Regions from separate parts of the Homo sapiens genome. Here region 2 is linked to region 1. Evidence: chromatin contacts called from ENCODE Hi-C data. All regions are on one chromosome and are shown on one strand. Each heading gives the region's core, a stretch centred on a gene start or an enhancer-like site at or near the end of the contact. The rest is flanking DNA. Distances are from core to core; before and after follow the strand shown. Region 1 overlaps ENOX1 (ecto-NOX disulfide-thiol exchanger 1). Region 2 overlaps ENOX1 (ecto-NOX disulfide-thiol exchanger 1).

Region 1 (6,137 bases), core at 1,164-3,663:
CTCACATTTAAGCCATCATCGTAACAGGATCTAGCTTACCCTGCACTCCCGAAATTACCCTTATTCCGCTGGCCTCACACAAAGATGGAAATAGACACTGCATTGTGCTTCTGTTTAGCTTTCCCTAATAATAGCTAATGTGCAGATTCGAATACACACTGCACATATGAAATGTTATGTCAATGCTAAGTTGTAATAATAATAATCCTGCAAAAATGTAGCAGAAGAAATTTCCGTGAGCAATTTGAGGAAGATTGATCAGTGGTGATACAGGTATTATTGAAAAGCAGATCAATTGTACTTTGTTGGTACCATAAGAGGCTCTCCAGCAGGAGACTGGCTGTTGGCAGATGTCATCCTAGGATACTTTCCAGCTCTGTGCCTGGCCACTGGGAGGCACTGATGGCAACAGCAGCCACTGAGAATGAGGCTACCAATGATGAAGGACCCCAAGCCTCTGTTAATCTTCTGACATGGTACTGGTCCTTGTCTTTGGCCTTCATTAGCCCAAGCAAAGTAGACTCAGGGGACAGAGTTCATGGGAGGTCAGCATAACGCAGAGGAGTTTCTGTCACCTTTATTCTAACTGAAGGCACAGACACCTTAAAAATCAAACATAGGTGAGTTCAGATGGATGGGGTGAATAGTCTCATACTGGATCTTTGGGAATCCTGAGATCAGCATGGGTCTATGGACAAAACTCTCTCAATAAAGCATTATTAGCAACTCAGGCTCTTGAGCTCTGGGATTAGTGGGTATCAGTGTGGCCGTTTGAGAGGAGAGGGACACAGGGCAGAAAGTAGGATCCCTAAGTGGTTCCAGCCAGGCCTCAAGATTTCCTGAAGAGTGAGTTTAACTTCTCCATAAATCATCCCCAAGTTTGTCCTGCAGAAAATACCTGCATGTTTATTTTAAAACAGGATCATCCTCTCTGCTTTCATAGCAGAGTCTCTCTCCAGCAGAACACTCCCCAGATAGAGCCAGAAATTGAATGTTTTACTTCTGTTAGGAGCAAACTAGCCACTACAGTAGGGTCCCTGGTTTACTCCTTTCTCTGGGATGGGCGGCACTTACATGGAGCTAAGCTAGCCTGGTGGCATTACATGGAGGAATATAGTCCTAGAGCCACACCTTTTACCTCCAACCAGCAACCTCTGTCTCCCATAAACTCACTTCCATCATCTGGAAAATAGAAATAATAATCATATTGACTGTATCATGTTTTCATGATGGTGAAAGGATACTGTGTAAAGAATATGCTTACCTCAGTGCCTGGCACATAAAAATCATTAGCTGTCACTACCACTGTTGCTATTCCCATTACTGCTACTGTTATTTGAAGAAAGCAGAATAGTGACTGTGCCTTTTGCCCAAATCTTCCATAGGAGATAGCCAGGGCACGGGGCAAGCTGAGCTCATGGGACCTGGGCACAGGGATGCAACAGGGCTGCCTTCCCAGGTGCAGAACATGGAGTCGGGGCTCATACAAAAGGAGATCAAGGAATAAAACCAGAATGACAAGCCAAGCATGTGGTTCTTTCAGAAGCATTTCTCCAAACAAGCCAACCACAACCCCAGTTTAGGAATCGGGATAGAATGAGCAGCGGTCTGAGCAGTGGCTCTCAAAGTGTGGTCTCTGCACCAGCAGCATCAGCACCACCTGGGGGACTTGGAAGAATGCTAATTCTTGGGCTTCCTCCCAGACAAACTGAACTGGAAACTGAGGGTAGGGCCCAGAAAAGTGTGTTTTAATATGCCCGCCAGGAGCTTGTAATGCAGGCCAATGTTTGGAGAACACTGGGTTAGAGTAACACCAGCTGCTGTATAAAGATGGCCTAACCAAAAAAAAAAGTGTTACTTTTTGGGCACACAACAGTCCAAGGCAGATATTCTGGGCCTGTGGGCACCTTTCCTCCATGTGGTGACTCAGAGACCCAAGCCTATTCCAGCAGCAGGCAGAGACTGAGGGACTGTGCAGAAGGCATCCTCACTCCCCCTCACACTCCATTGATGAGACTGCTCACATGGCACCCTCTAGGGCAGTCACCTCTCAGGAGCAACACTGCTCTATACAAAGAGAAGCATGAGTTTGAGTACACAGCGTGATAATGTCTCTGCCACAGAATAGCTTCTAAAGGCCTCAAGGCACCTCACAAGAAGATTCAGAATGCAGAGAAGCAGATAGAAGCTGGAGAGAGTCCCTGTCACTGGGCCATAACTACAGCTCCCTTTCCTAGTGGAGCAGGAGGCAGGATCGTGGCTGAGGAGGCAGCCGTTGAAGGCACACAGATATTGTGGTGACATTTGCCAGGCCAGCCTGCCTCTGCCCTCCTGTGTTCAGGGGCTATCGGTACAACTGCCTTCCTGGGTAGCAGCCAATGAAATTCTTGAAAAAGACTTTCTTTGCATGTGGGAAGGAAATCTACAGTTCAGCAGCGTCCTTCCAGCATTTCAGGAGGACATCTGGCAAAGTGGAGGGGGAATGTTAAACACAGAGTTCCCCAAACACACAAAGACTAAGAGTTCTGGAGAAACACAGATATTGTTAGAAACGATATGTTAAAATGTTTTATTATTTAGTTACATCTTGCCTGAGCATGAAAAAGATATTAACAGACTGTCAGCTTACTGGGACATAACCCAAAACAACTTACATTTTTCATATATTGCTAACTATTTTTCTGAGGCTGGCTCAGGCTGGTAAAAGAGATTTCAAGGCTTTCTCCAGATTATTTACTTAAAGAAGTTAAGCATGGCATTATCTGTTCCCATGGAAACACAGTAAGACAGGAGACAGAAGAGGAGGTCACTTTGACCATAATTAATATAAAGAATAATGGTTTATATAGAATCTAGTAAAGAATATAACAAGATGCCGCAATACCTTTAAGCCTTTTCTTCAGCAGTGCCGTTCAACCTTTGGATTGATTTTCATACATTAGTGTCACTTTGGTCATTTTTTAGTCTAGTGCTAAGTTTTGAAGTATAACAATCTTGCCTAGCAAAATTTTTCCAATTTTATTATTTCATTTTTGATCCAATCAGAAAATTCCAGTATTCAGAATTTTTCTAAATTACTGAGTAACTAGAAATGGGTGACTGTGCTGGCCTTAAGCTTCTTGTGAATGCTACAGCTCCTCACCATGTTTTCTTAATAAATACATAAATGGGTGGCTGGTGAATTAATTGATGGTAATCCAGAGGCACCACTAGATTCAGCAGTGCCTTTAAAATCACCAACAAAATATTTAATCACATTCAGTCCGGTTGACATTTAAGGTGTCTAATTCTATTCTTTTTTTATTATCGGAAATTGGTAATCCACATGGGGTGTCTCTTACATATTCCATTTATTGGCACTCGGTGCACTCCTTAGGAATTCCTACCGAAAGATGCACACTGTACTTTTTTTTTTTTTAATCCTTATACTTATTTGGATAGTGGATTCATTGTGCAGTCTCATAAGGTAAATTTTATTATGGAAGCTTGATGACACATTTTTTCAAAACTCTTTAATTTAGTACAGTATTCCAGAAAGAAAGAAAGAGAAGAGAGAGAAATAAAAAGTTTCCCTTTCCAATTTCTGAATTTTTAATATACTGAGAAGTTATATTAAGTCAGAAATTATTAGGATTTTTTTTCTGTTAGCGCTCTGGCCCAAGAAACATAATATAGCCTCTTCCAGGCAGCCTTGTCTGAGGAATAGATTCAGGGCTGCAGTATGACACTGAGTGGTGTTTACAAACAGGTGGCCTGAAGCTAAGTGGAGTCAATATACAATTTCTCACCCTTTAGAAGATAACTACTTGCTGCCACATGAGTAACGAAAATTTTTTTGTAAAAACCAAGCTTGAAATCATTTAATCAGGAATGTAAATCAGTTATGTGCCCCAATTATAAAAATGTTGATGGAATTTGCTATGGTATTGATTTTTTTTTTTTTTTTGGTGGGGGAATTACAGCTGTTGTGGGTTTTTTTAATATGATGATATCACATTCCTATTCCGGGAATGCAAACAATATTATATACTGCTTGGCAGGCACTGTAGTCACTTGGCTTAGCCAAGAATAAGAACTCTCAGCAGTACCATTCCATAGGTTTGTAAGAGATCCCCTAAAATAATGGATGGTACACTTTCCTATATGTATTTATGTTCAGATAATTTATTTAAATAATGCTGTTGGCACATGCTTTATAGCTGCTTGCATTTTGCTATACAGATTTCAGCATATCTTGCAGACTATGCAATTCATTTGGAAAATGTAATTTCCATCCCTGCGTACTAATCGATTTCTTCACAAACACCTGCTATCAGTTATGATAATAAAAATGCCACTCTGAATTGAAAAAGGGCCAAATAGAGCTTCCTAAGGAAATGACTTAAGTGTCTTTGAATGCTACTAAATGTAGTAATGTGCCTATGCAGTGCCAACACTTTCTTCATCATTTGCATTTTCTGTGATTTTGCCCTATTACAACATCCCTCTCACAAATGAATCCTCATAACCATTTCCTTATGGCTTGGTAAACGGAGCTGTCAGGAGGTGGTATCTCAGGGTGTGGACAAGATCTGAAGCTGGGCTGCACAATGTTAAAAAGCACTGGCTCATGCTGCGGGTTATGTGCTGGATAATTTCTGATTTTATGAGTAGGTCTCTGAAAACTGTAAAAGTGGCTGCTCCTTGGTTTTGCACACACATACACCAAATGAAATCTCCTTTATTCATTCTCTTCAGCCTCCAGTTCATTCCATGCACCATTGCCAAACTAATGTTCCTAAATCCCAATTTCATCATGTCCTTCCACTACTCCAAGCGCTGTCAGTGGTTCTCAATTGGCCACTCCATTGAACCTAACCTTCCCCATCTTCTCCCATCACCTGACGTGGATTCCCTTTCTCTCACTGCTTCCAGGCAAACACTTGGCTTTTGGTCGAGTTTCTCTCCTTCTTGCCCCAAGTGTTCTACCTTTGATTTTCATATCTGGGCTTTTGCTTATGCTCTGGCTTCTGACTGAGAGACATCCTTTCCAAGTTCTTGGGGTTTTCATCTTCCAAAGCCCTCTTTTATTCCTTCAGTCTGAATTTTTATTTCTCTTCTCTGAACTCCTATAGGATGCATTTTTTTGTCATGCATCTCGACTCATTTATTTATTCATTTATTCATTCAACCAACATTTATTGAGTGTCTGCTGTATTCCAGACATCACACTATCCTTTCTTCCTTTGAAAGCAATAGTTTCTTTTTAAATGTGTCAGTTTCTACTAGATTAAGCTCTTTGAGAGAAGAGATGTATTCTGTCTCCTCTTTTTGTGGTCTGAGATGCCCTCACGGACCTGAGCACAGTAAATATGAAGTAAATGCGTGTTAAGTAATTGATCCCTACTGGCTTGAGGTAGGGAAATTTCTGGGTAATTGCATGTTCTGTCTGATTAGTAGTTCAGTGTGTACTACACAGAGATTATCATTTTGCAAGATGGAGTACTGTAAAACACTCAACTATAAAACTATTATTAACATAATTTGACATTTGATATTTGAGGAGAGAATTCACTGTGGTCTCAGAGAACCTCAGTAAAGCTTTATCACCATGGAACTGTAATGTGCAGGTAGAACACTCAGGAGGCGACCTTGATTTGGTCCTCTGACACGGGGAGCGGGGGCTGGAAACGCGCATGCACTGACGACCTGGTGTGCAGTGGGCTCCACACCGTGCCCTTATCTACTGGAAGTTACATGTTTGAAGTTTCTGGTAACAAGCGTTTCAAATTTTCTTTCACTTTTCTCTTGCTTACACAAGTGGGGAATGGCTTTTCTGTGAGGGGGAAGATTAAAGGGAGAGTGGTGGGAGAGTTGGTGGGGGAATGTGAGACTGGTTTTGAACAGCCTGGTAAGAACTAAACACATGGACCGATGGTAATCGAGAGCAGAGACTCTGGAGCCTGCAGCCTGGGTGTGAAGGCTTTCTGCTACTTACTTTGTGGGATTGGATGAGTTACATAACTTCTCTGTGCCACATTTTTCTCATCTGTAAAGATGAGCATAAGACCAGCACCGGCATCACAGGCTTGGTGGGGGTATGAAGTGAGTGAGTTCATACAAAGCTCTTGATCCAGTGCTTTATGAGTGCTCAGCAG
Region 2 (6,443 bases), core at 3,536-6,035, 360 kb before region 1:
GTTAGGAGAATCCGAGAACTCCCAAGAATTACAACGGAACAGTCTAGGAGTCGAGCAATTTTCCTATCATTTCTAAGCTCTATGCTTGGGAAGACAGGTTATGTACTGATAACAGGGATTTGATTCCAGGAAAGAAAAGAGAGGATAGAAGAGGGAAATAAAAATGTGGGGACGTTAGTGAAGAAAAGGGAAAGGAGCAAAGAAAAAAGGGAAAAAAAGATGTTTGGTTGTCCTTCCTTCTCTCCCTTAGCTCCTTCTTCTCACAAAAGGAAGGGCCTTAGCTCCTTCTTCTCACAAAAGGAAGGGGTGAAAAAATGGGCAGATTGAAAGGGAAAAGAAGGGAGTTGAATTAGAGATAGGAGGGCACTTGGAGGTAGTGAGGGAGAAGGAAAATGAGTCAGAGAAATCACAAGAATAAGTGAGGGGGAAGGAGATGGGATAAGAACTGTTTAAATTCAGGAGGAAGAGAAGGGCTCAGAGAGGGGAGTGCATACTTTGGTCACACTGAGAGCCTTCAATTACTCCCAGCAGGGCATCTGCCAAATAGCCAGTGTCCCTTGCTGAAGACATTTTCCTGACTTTTGTATTAACTTTAATGTGATTCTCTTTATGGTCCCCGTATTGCTGGTTGCAGTTTCATTGACACTCTGTGTGATCAAATAGCAAATGTGGAGGTACAGTTCTGCTATTCCTGCCCCCTTGCAGTTTGCAGCCGACTTCTGAGTAGTGCATCTTGTGTTTGATGTTTGCCATTCCTCCTTGTCTTGTAGGATAGTTGAAAGGGAAGAGACGTGTTCCTAAGGGCTGTCACATTTATAGCTCATGCATACAAATATTAAAGAAGCTGAAAAAACTTGATAAAATCACATTTGGATATTTTTTTGAAATAAGGTAGTTGGCTCCTTGCTGGTCTAGTGACCTGCCCTCATTCACTATACCTGTAGGCGGACTGCTTCTTAAAAGATCTTTCCTCATCCTTTTTCAATACTCAGCTCAGGAAGCCTTCCCAGTGTTTCCCACCTGGGTCAGGTACTTTCTAAGTGTGTACCAGTACCTTCCCCTGCCCCTGGCTTCTTGTGCTGACCTTTCCCTATTAGATCTATCATGCCATGTGGTAATTTTTATCCTTCCACTTTGGGGCTCTTTACACAGTATTAGTTATTACTGAGCACCTAGTTATGGAACAAATAATGTCTATCTTCAATGTCTACAGATGCTGGTCTTTAGAGTGTAAAATACTTCCAAATTTGGCTATGCTTTTAGTTATCTGTTTACAATTAGTCTACATGTTCTGGAAAGAAAAGAGATTTAGCCAGATGTAAGGTGTTTCTGGAGAGTTTAGTAGAATATTTGTTTCCAGATTCGTGCAATTATAATAGAGGAATTGTGATTCCATTAAGTTTTAGATACCAGAGGATGGTCTTGAAGTTCGGGGCAACCTATTTCTTATGATTCTAGCACTCACAGGCCTGATGTATAAGGCACTTTAAAACCATGCTTCTCAGACTTTAATGTGCAAAGGGATTATCTGAGGATCTTGTTAAAATGCAGATTCTGTTGCAGTAGGTCTCAGGTGGGTTCTCAGATTCAGCACTTCAAGCTCACTGGTGAGGCTGATTTTGCTGCCTGTGGACCACACTCTGAGTAACAAGGCTTTAAAATACTTTCTAGAAAATAAAGTTGGGATTTATCCTATGAAAATATCTAGGTGCACTTTATAGTTTGCAGAACAACAAATTTCCTGAGAGAAAGCTTATAAGTGTGTAACTCTTATTTCAATTTGGAAACTTGCAAGAATTTCTCATACTTAAAAACAGTACGTCTGATACCAGTCAACCCCTAAAACTGCTTCTGAATGACATTTTTAGATTGTACTGCCATTAATTAACACACAGCTTTATTTATTTAGGCTTTCTTAGATTTGGGAGGCCCTGGCCCTAGCACTGGCTTTAGTGTAGCTACTTTAGCAACAAAGACTACTTTTAAAGCAGAAATACTCTTTGAAAGATTGACAGTTCGGAGGCTTTGTTTATGATGAGACCTTCACATTTATTGATTGTTACCAAGTTAGCACCATGCGGAGACCTTCTCCAAGGGCATTCAATTGCAGTGGCCAGAAATGGAAAGGGCTATGTTCAGCTCGAACTTTGCAGGCGAAACCTTGCATCTGCTTACATATATATGTTCAGTCAGCTCTCTGAAATTGATGTTTGAAGTTTTTTCTAACAAGATGGCCTTTATTTTACAGGTCCTTTGCTGCCAGCATGATGTCGTATTTATAATATGTGGAGGAGAGAGAGCTCACCATGCTCAGGTAAAGGGATGGTATGTGCACCACAAATAACAAGCAGGTTGGTTGTCACCATATGGGAAGGGATGTAGTTTAATTATACCTCTGGCATCATTCTCTAATGTGTGTCTTAGTTATATCTGGGGTTCAGAGGGCCTGTGGCAGAAGATCTCTGAACTAACATGCATTTGGGGAGCATTTACAAAGTACCTGTGACAGGGCCTCTGTAAACAGCCAGCAAGGAAATAGGACTGGTCACTTGAAATCTCTTTCCAACTTCTATAGAGTTTTCATAAAGGTACTACCATTGTTCATCTTTATCACCTTATCATGAAGCCTTTATCTTTTCAACACTTATGTAAATACATGAATATTGAAGACTTCTAATTAAAGTCTTATCTCTGTCCCCTTATCTAAAGTTATCCTTCTAAATTTCCTTTGCATTTTCTTTAGAAATAAGTACATGTCTCACAACTTTGATTTGCCCAAACAGGTCACTTGAGATTAATTTTCCATTAACCTTTATTGCTTCTGTTTCTTTCTAATCACCTTCTTAGAGGATTAAACAGTCCCCATTGGGTTAGTCTCTCCTTAGGATATGAGCTATCTTTTTCTTTGATGCCCTTTATAGAACTGACGTGGATGACAGTGATCTATATCATCCAGTGACCAAACCTGGACCCATTAACTGAGCCAAAGCTTCCATAGATAGACCCACATTAGGAGTTCTGATGACCATGGTAATTTTGTTATTGGACTTGCTTATTTTGTGACCCAGTCTGTATTAGTCTCATCTGACTGCCTTAACAAAGCACCACAAACTGGCTGGTTTATACAATAGAAATTTATTGTTTCACAGTTCTGGATTCTAGAAGTCCAAAGTCCAGGTGTCAGCAGGGTTGCTTCCTTCTAGGCCGTGAGGGAGAATCTGTCGCAGGCCTTTCTTCTACCTTCTGGCAGCCTCAGGCATTCCTTGACTTATAGATGGCATTCTCCCTGTGTCTTTACACTGTCTTCCCTACATGTGTGTCTGTGTCTATGTCCAGGTTTCCTTTTTGTAAGGACACCAGTCATATTGGATTAGGGTTCACCCTAATGACCTTATCTTAACTCGATCATCTGCAAGGACTCTATTTCTAAAAATGTCACATTCATATGTATGAGAGATTTGGATTGCAGCATCTTTTTGGGGTACACAATTCAGCCAATAGCACTATAGGGGTACAGGCATACCTCAATTTATTTCACTTGGTTTTATTGAGCTTTGCAGATACTATGTTTTTTTACAAATTGAAGGTTTGTGGCAACCCTGCATCCAGCAAGTCTATCAGCATCATTTTTCCAACAGCACATGCTTACACTGTGTTCCTGTATCAACATTGTTTTAGCAATAAAGGATTTCTAAATTAAGGTGTGTTCATTTTTAGATATAATGCTATTGCACAATTAATAGAGTATAGTATAGTGTAAACATAACTTTATACGCACTGGCAAACCAAAAAGTTTGTGTGGAACCGAGCCTGTAATATATTCAAGGCATGCCTGAAGTGAATTCCTCTAGATAACCCTAAAGCATCTAGTATGGTGCCTGCTGCTTAATATTTGTTGAATTAGCGAATGGCAAGGACTATAAAGGCCATGGCCAAATTTAATTTGACAAAGCAAAGTGCAGTGACCAGAGGTGGGCAGGTATTACGCTGGCATTTGTCCTCAGGGAGCTCTTGCCTTCAGTTTAGTCCAGGCTAAACAACCTCATAAATGAGATAAGAGTTTTCCTTTAAAATTAGTAGCAGATGGGGTTTTTATAAAATATAGCCCTTTGTGTGAGCCGGTACTGCTGTCTGTGTTGGCATCGCAGGTTGAACTGCCAATTTACATGCCGCCTCTATCAGTATATCAAGATATCTTTCCAGCTAATTCAATACCGTTTAAATCATACTTAGCCAGGCTATTCTTTCTTTCCAGCTGCATCTCTTTGCACTTATTAAATTTAACATTCTCTTCTCTGGCTTTAATCTCTAAATGCTATCCTGAAATAGATCTGCCCTAATCGCGTCTTCTTCCTTCTTTATGCATCCTTAACTCAACATTATTACAAGTTATCTTTTGAGTGTTCAGATTTGGGTGTTGATAAATTATTAGGATACTGGTCTCAAGGTAGCACTTAAATGATCTGTTCTTTAGAGTTGCTTATTTGGGAAACCCTTTATTTCCTCTTGGGGTAGTGCTTTCTAGCCATGTCTACTGTTACTTCCAGGAAAGGATTACCTTTTTAATAGCAAAAGGGAGCCTCCTGCTGAGAAGAGTGAAAGTCCAGGGTCAGATCTCCTCCTAGGAGTGAGGTAGGCATCTTTAGGAGCCCTGCAAATTCACTTAAGCCCCTGGATTAGTGCTGTGTGGAGCTGCTGTAAGCAGGCAGACCAGTGTCTAGAGATTGACTGTGTGGGTCAGGCCCAGGCCTCCAGGAAGGTGGAATCATTTACTTACAAGCTTTTCCAGCCCCGCAGGAGATTTTGTGTTCCTGGGGGTGGGGCTGCAGGCTGTCCTATGGCCAACTGATAGCATTGGCTTAGACAGCAGTGGATTTATAAGATGATGACAGGCAGTAGAAAATGAAAATGAAAGTAGAAATTCATTTTAGCATTTTTCTGACATTAGTCCTAAGAAAATTGGTAAATCAAACAGCAAATATTTATGGCATGTGTGATGCATGCAGGCAGAGTTCCACCAAATACCAAATATAGATGTATAACTTCATCCTGTGTCTCCATTGCTTACTTTTCTTTTCCATTTTATGCAAGAGCTTACTACCCTTGATTAGAGGTCTCCCATAACTTTTCACATGAACTCTCCTAGTGTGGCTTGTGGGCATGTCTATAGGTTTCATTAAAATTGAAACAGTTAATTTGTTTTGGTTATACAGTGATCAAACAGAGTGATGGTGGGCCAGCCCTTGCTGGCTGCAGGTAGGGCCTGGTGAGCAATTATATTCTAGTAATTCAGCTGTCCCAAAATAGCCAGTGAAGTACTCTACAGTGTGTGCTACAACAATTATAACATCCCAATAAGTCTTATTTTAATAATTAACTTATGTGTATCTAACACTTCTCTATTATTAAGGAGAAAATAACCCAGAAATAAAACCTCAGGTGCCTTGAACATGGAAAACAAGTTTTATTGTTGTTGCTTTGTCTTTACTCCATTTTGCATTCTCTAATTTCACATTTCTGAAAACTCAGCTATAAGATTCTCATGGACTTGATAATAATTTGCTAACTTGTTAAACTCTGATTTTAAAAAAAGGCAAATGAGAAAAATGATTCTTATGTCTTTTTAGTTAATAATTAACATGGTAAGTTTTTCTTAGATCTCTGACATTAGAATGTAATTATTATATTATGGAAAGTATATTAATTAAACAAATTATACTTCAAAATTCTATCAACATTTTTCAGAAAATTTTTGTACACAAATCAGTTAAAATAGGAATCTTAATGTCTGCTTTCTGTAGGATCTTCTGCCTCTCCCTCTGATGGGTCCATCTTTGCTTCATTTAAATCATGAGTTTATGTTAAGTGCTTATGAGCTGGTAATATAAAAATGAGGAAGAAGAGCAGTGGCTTTTGGCAGGGAACTCAGAAGCTTGGAATTCTCTTTCATCTACATTTAGTTACCACTAAACTCTGTCAAATTTCTGTAATTCTTTCATATTTTTACTTTCCTTTTTTTAAATCTACGATTATCCTTTCCAAGCATTTCTTACCTTTTTCTTGCTTGTTCATATGACCACTCTGTTTTGTTTGTTCATTCGTTTGTTCATTCATTCATTCATGTAGTACCCTTTGGACGTGTGCCAAAAATTGTTCTGGGCATAGTATCAAGTATATTATAATTTATGTGGGAGAAAGCAATGATTTTTGCATGACTATGATGGAGCTATAAAACTAAGTATACCTTTTATATAGGAAACAGAGCAACTAAACTGGCTTGGGACAATTAGGAAATACTTTATAGAGAAGATTGTATTTGAATGGAAATTGGTAGGAGATGAGTGGTAGAGAGAGAACATTCTAAATGAAACAGAGGGGAGATTAGCAGAGTGGTATGAGGGGGCAGGGCATGTTTCTGTATTCCATGCTGTTTAGGTACTGCT

What was found. Hi-C counts contacts between places; a loop is a spot of excess contacts on that map. Pooled maps may share reads with other maps.
Region 2: a loop to region 1 is called in a map of Caco-2, with 4 times the contacts of the local background. The contact joins two enhancer-like sites. A Hi-C loop is called at or near these places in 1 of 168 maps with a recorded cell type or tissue (Caco-2), 2 of 37 single-sample maps with no recorded cell type and 3 of 50 pooled maps.

What each region holds. Positions count from the first base shown.
Region 1 is chr13:43,299,392-43,305,528 of GRCh38, reverse strand. All of the region lies in intron 11 of ENOX1 (ecto-NOX disulfide-thiol exchanger 1), which reads left to right. Among named protein-coding and RNA genes, the nearest start is that of ENOX1-AS2, 150 kb to the left of the region's middle. RefSeq lists an enhancer at 2,023-2,252. Within about 2 kb of position 2,413, at least 10 of the 41 ENCODE cell types and tissues checked have a DNase peak (open chromatin) inside an H3K27ac peak, as active enhancers do.
Region 2 is chr13:43,663,350-43,669,792 of GRCh38, reverse strand. ENOX1 (ecto-NOX disulfide-thiol exchanger 1) reads left to right here. Exons shown (of 17, transcript NM_001347969.2): 2 at 2,249-2,314. Among named protein-coding and RNA genes, the nearest start is that of ENOX1, 120 kb to the left of the region's middle. Within about 2 kb of position 4,785, at least 6 of the 41 ENCODE cell types and tissues checked have a DNase peak (open chromatin) inside an H3K27ac peak, as active enhancers do.